2 separate regions of the Homo sapiens genome follow, and region 1 is linked to region 2. Evidence: read pairs that join two places in POLR2A ChIA-PET (ENCODE). Cell type or tissue: Caco-2. All regions are shown on one strand. Each heading gives the region's core, and the rest is flanking DNA. Links, peaks and the distances in the headings are about the cores only.

Region 1 (2,914 bases), core at 160-2,659, 160 kb after region 2:
GGAAATCTGGGCTCTTTTTCAGGCCTCTGCCATGAGGCACTGTATCCTTGTTCCAACTCAATTATTACTGATTCATTATTTGTCTTTCCTCTAAAAAGAACCAGCCATAACAAAAAGCCCCTCTCATGGTCTGTAGAAAATAAATACAACCAAAAGCAATACTATGATTAAAAGATAGCTGGTTGCTCTCGCTCGCTGTAAGCCTGAAGACTGGTGCTGTCATGGTTGCTAAAAGGCAAGATTAGGCCAGGCATGGTGGCTCATACCTGTAATCCCAGTACTTTGGGAGGCTGAGATGGGTGGATCACCTGAGGTCAGGAGTTCAAGACCAGCCTGGCCAACATGGTGAAACCCTGTCTCTACTAAAAATACCAAAATTAATTGGCCAAAGTTGGGGGTGCCTGTAATCCCAGCTACTTGGGAGGCTGAGGCAGGAGAATCGCTTGAATCCAGGAGGCGGAGGTTGCAGTGAGCCGAGATGATGCCACTGCACTCCAGCCTGGGTGACAGAGCAAGACTCCGTCCGGGAAAAAAAAAAAAGGCAAGGTTAGCAAGTGTCCGGGAGGTGTTAATGACCTAGGCTAGCACCAACTTGAGACTCGATGAAATTAAAACAACTGAAAACAAATTAGAAAGAGAATAACTTCTACTAGGTGATTCTGCTGCGTTGAATGCTGGAGGGGTACATTTCATGTAAGTTGCCTGCATCATCGACAATTCTCTCACGTACTGGTGAGTCTGCCACTCTAAATGTGTAAATACCGTTTATACTGGTCAACCAGCAACCACAAAGACACTCTTGAAGCTTCCTCTCTCTCCCCTCCTCCCCAAGCCTGCAGGAGAGATGGAAAAGAAGCGGGTAAGAGAACACGAAAGATTTCTTTAAAAATAATTATGGTAATTACGTATGCATTTCCAGGGGGAGATTCTGGGAATTATTCCTAAAAGGCTGGAAAGAATTTCCTCTTTTGATCTCGATTCTGAGCCAGAGAAAATCAAATTAAGAAAGAAAAGCAACAGAGAATTCTCGGTGGGGAGGAAGGAATGGGGTTGGGGCTGTTCGTGAGGTTCTGGGAGAAAGATGGAGAACAGGACTCCGACACCTTTCTCTCTAGATGTTGGTAGACTTAGGAGGAAGAAGTGAGAGAGAGAAAAGATGAGACAGGTGAGGTTGTGTCCTTACATCTTTCTTGCAAGGCTTCACTCCCTCCCCTTGAGGGGCCACAAAGATGGTCCCCCTTGAGCTATTGAGGACGTAGTTTTTTGTAGCTTTTCCCACATCACACGTGGCTGGCCAGGCATCCTCCACAATGGCCCTCCCTTGCAGAGGAGCCCTGTGAATTCCAGCCAACACTCCGAGAGCCGCCACAACAAGATGAGCAAGTGTAGGCGTGTGACGAGTTTTTTGTTTCTTTCTTTTTAATCCTCCCTTTCAGGCACAGGGAGAAATGGTCCTGTCACTTCTCTAAATTTTCTTCCGCGGTTGCTAAGCAGCACGCCTCTGCCCCTTCCACTTCCCTCTGCTCCTGCTTTCTTGTCTCTCTCCACCCTCCACCCCCGCACGCTCACAGTGCTCTTCCCTGCCGTGGTTTGGAAATCAGAGAACAGCCCCCAGGCAGTTTGCTGCTCCCAGAGCCACAGCAGTGCAATGGCAGTTCCCGACAGAGGCGTCTCCCAGCCTGCTCTGCAGAGCATGCACGTAGGTCCTGGCAGGGAAGACCACTGCTTGAGCCCCTCTGCATTCACCAGCAGAGCTGGGGCCGGCCGGCCTGCCTGCCTGCCTGCCTCCCTCCCTCCCTCCCTCCCTCCCTCCCTTCCTTCCTTCCTTCCTCTACACTTCTTTCCTTCTTCCTTCCCTCCCTGCCATGCTACAATAGCCTTTGCCTGGAGACTAGAGGGGGGAAACTCAAAAGTATGCAGGCACCAAACACTGCATTTCATGAGGGAATGAGGCTGGATGTGAGACGATAGGGAATGGTGAGGACTGTTCCCTAAGTACCTGCCTAAGGAGGCCTTGCACTAGCTCCAGCCAACTGGTGTTTCAAGGGAACCTGGGCAACTTCCAGATTTTTAAAAATCTCAATGCAGGACAAGCAAAAACCCATCTGTGGGCCTCCAGTCTGTGGAGGAGAGCCAAGCAGGGTCCATAATGCGGGTTTGTGAGACAGTTGCATTTGAGGGTTCGTTGGGTGGTTTTGGCAGCAGAATGGAGGACTGGTGGGAGGCAGGCAGGGACTGTGGACAGCAAGCCATGAGCCCCAGGAGCTCCTTGGAGAAGCCAGAAGGCTTGGTGGCAGCCCCGGACCTTGATTTCTGTAGGACCTTCATCCAGTGGATGGGAGAATGGCTAGCTGGACCGCAGACAAGTAACCGGGGTGGAGGGAATGGACTGTCACTTTTCCCTTGGTTCCCAAAGCCGCCCATCCTGTTCCATGATGCCAGGCCCTAGGCCAGAAGGACCACAGGTTAATCAGGGTCAGGCACTGAACAGATGGGGCCTCAAGGGATCCCAGAGGTCCACGGGTGAAGCTAGAATGATGTATCGCTTTTCAGCTAAGTTGCAACCGCAGGGAGTCACGGTGGGGTTACTGTGGGTCGGGTGGAAGTGGCGTAAAGAAGGCCTGTGCTCTGACCTCCTTTGGGGACATTCAGGGGCACCATGATCAGGCTCTCCCCCACTGGCCAGGATGGCCAGGACACAGCCCACGGGGCCCCATGGGGCTCTGTCTCCCTGCTCCCTTTCCCATTGGCCACAAAGACTTTGGATGACATTGAGACCTGAGCCAGACACAGGGACTGCAACCTTCCCAAAACAAACCAGCCAAGTCCCAGAGGGAGTGAAGGAATGGCCGAGTGCTGAGCTCTGTGCTGCAACTGACATTTGGAAGAGGAAGCTTCAGGGCCCAAAGCTCAG
Region 2 (2,914 bases), core at 192-2,691:
TTACTTCACCTGTCTGGCTGTGATAGATACTTGAGGTCATCACCCTCATCCTATGTCCTGGGTCCAACTCTGTAAGACGGAGGAACCCAAACTTAAGACCCACATATATGGGGATCTAGCCAGGTGACCTCCTGTTCCTAGCCTCGGCATCTTCATTGGTTCAGTGAGGAGTAGGCTAGACATGACATCTTGAATCTCTCTTTCTAAGGAGAACTTGGATTCTTCAGAGTGGGCTTGGAGACCACAGCAGGAAATCCTAGTGAGGCCAAGAGAGCACGACTGAGATTACCTCCAGCCCACTCACTCCAAGAACATCCATTCTTACCTGTGTTACAGATTGGGGTCCCACATAAGATTTCATTTGGAAAACAAGTTCTAGTGCTATTCTTTTAATTCACTTTCACCTGTAACATGCTGTGCTTCAGACCATTATCATCTTGAGAAAAAAACTCTACTTGGAGGCTACATTTGATTCCCAGGGCTACAATAACAGCCCCAACCCTAACCCTAATCCCAACCCAAATCCTATTTCCAAATAGTCACATTTTGAGGTTCTGAGAGGGCATATATTTGGGGGGTCATTAGTCAACCCACAACAGAGGCTAACATTAGGTAACCCAAATGAAATATTAATTTTCTTTCATTACGAGCATCTAAGCGTCCTACAATCTTTCACGAATCATTTGCTGATCACTTATGACATCAGTCCCAAACCTTTTTGGCACCAGGAACTGGTTTCATGGAAGACAATTTTTCCACGAATGGTGTGTGGGGATGGTTTTGGGATGATTCAAGCACATTACATTTATTATGCACTTTATTTCTATTATTATTACATTGTAATATATAATGAAATAATTATACAGCTCACCATAGTGTAGAAGCCCTGAGGAGCCCTGAGCTTGTTTTCCTGCAACTAGATGGTCCCATCTGGGGTGATGGGAGACAGTGATAGATCATCAGGCATTAGATTCTCTTAAGGAAGGCGCAGCCCAGATTCCTTGCATGTGTCATTCACAATAGTGTTCACACTCCAATGAGAATCTAATGCTGTCACTGATCTGACTGGAGGCAGAGCTCAGGCAGTAATGCGAGTGATGGGGAGTGGCTGGTATTGGTCCATGGCCCAGAGGTTGGAGACCCTTGACTTACTATAAATCAGACCGCAAGTTTGGGATATAAATAAGGCACAGTCTTCAAAGACTTTACAACCTTGCAGGTAAGTTACGTATTCTCAGGACTGATTTCAAACTAAACGCACCATATTTCTGTGTTATGTGGTTGCATTTTGGGAAAATACAATAAGAATTTGTCAGCTCCCCCTGCTTGTAGAAACACTCTTTATAGAGAAAATAAATGAATCTTAAGATATATGGACTTTTTTTTAAGGTAAAGGAGTAATTGGTGTATCAGCAATACAAGATAAGAATTGGCAAGGACCATTGGGTATGACCTTCCCATCCTCTTATTTTCTGTACAAAGTCCAGGGAGGAACAGGGTATTCAGTTGCATCTCCATGCACTGCTGGTTTCCCATCTCACCTGGGAAAGATGCAGCAGCTATAGTTTTGCACATTCAAGGACTCAGAATGAATTCATGTAGTAAAATAAGCAACTCAGAATGTAAAAAAAAAAGCATCTTAAAAACCTGTAAGATATGAAGAATAGAGTTTCTGCTGTCATAAGAGGAAAATTCTCCAAACTGGCTGTGTAGAGAAAACATGCTCTAATTACCTGGTAGAAATGCAATGTATTAATACACGGTTCAGTCTTTTCTGGGAACTTAGGCCTAGACGTGTTACATACAAACCATGAAAACATTTTTGTTCCCTCTGAGATGGCTCCCGGAGTGGGTCTGCAGGTGCCAAAAAAGATCCTGTCATGTGATAGATTTTCTCTTAGAAGAAAGCACTGTCAGGAAAAGACGGGAGAAGACCTGGGGGAGAAGCCAACCAGCCTCCCACTCAGAGAAGTCACCAACACTCCCTCTGGCCTCCATGAAAATCTATTCTAGCCTGGACAGGTGATGAACCAGCATAGTCAACAAAGATTTCTGGGGAAGCATGTGTTGAACAGTGCATTCGATCACTTATTTTAATATTTCTCAACTCCAGGTCAGGAAGCATGTTTTGCAACCAAACTTTGGCTTCCATTCTTCAAGGCCTCCTGGTCAACCTTAGATAATATTAAAGAGTCTCTGCACATAAACTCCCTAATACAGTCTTAGCTCCCAGGTCTTTGCAAACAGTAATGATAATAACAGCAGTTCAGTGCTAGGAGCTCTGTGCTCATTACAATAACCCTATGAGGTAGGTTCTCTTATTATCCCCATTTATAGATGCAGACACTGCAGCATGGAATGTATTGTAAGGACTTTTTCAATGACAGGTGAGAGAGAACTGACTCAATTAAAGAAATGTGTTGGTTCATGAAAGCAGGAAATTAAATTCTACAGTCATCCACAAGATGCGTGTATAATAAGAGAAAGGCAGTGAGTCCAGCCCTAATCCTGAAACTCTAATTTCCATAGCCCTTCCTTCCATCTTGTGGAAGCCAGTTGTAGAAAGAATCCTTACAGCAAAGCGATGGGATGTACGTGACCTCATGTGCATGATTACATGTGAATGATTTTGTTACGGGAGATTATAATGCTCATCTTGCAAGGAGATTTGCTCTCTTTTGCAGGCTTGATGATGTGAGAGATCATGTTGGGGAAAATCCACATGGAAAAAAAGAACTGCCCCCATTCTAAATGGTAGGAGAAGGGTGGCCTCTGAGAACTGTAGGAAGGTTCTAGGGGCTGACAGCATCCTCTAGTCTACAGCCAGAACAAAACTACTTCCTGAAGTGCTATAACTGTAAGGAAATCAATTTTGTTAACAATCTTAGTGAGTTTGGAAGCAGATTCTTCCCCA

The links. Peaks named below come from ENCODE experiments on the same cell type or tissue, not always from the same donor. Only the 100,000 strongest peaks of a DNase experiment are listed, where the experiment ranks them.
Region 1: POLR2A ChIA-PET joins it to region 2 with 7 read pairs; 2 of 35 experiments call an interaction of 5 or more read pairs at or near these places.

The regions. Positions count from the first base shown.
Region 1 is chr16:14,001,857-14,004,770 of GRCh38, forward strand. It overlaps a transcript of MRTFB not described here. Among named protein-coding and RNA genes, the nearest start is that of LINC02185, 13 kb to the right of the region's middle. In Caco-2, for the core only: no CTCF peak of the experiment used is centred there; a DNase peak (open chromatin) is centred at 1,599.
Region 2 is chr16:13,843,368-13,846,281 of GRCh38, forward strand. No RefSeq gene overlaps it. Among named protein-coding and RNA genes, the nearest start is that of ERCC4, 75 kb to the right of the region's middle. In Caco-2, for the core only: no CTCF peak of the experiment used is centred there; no DNase peak of the experiment used is centred there.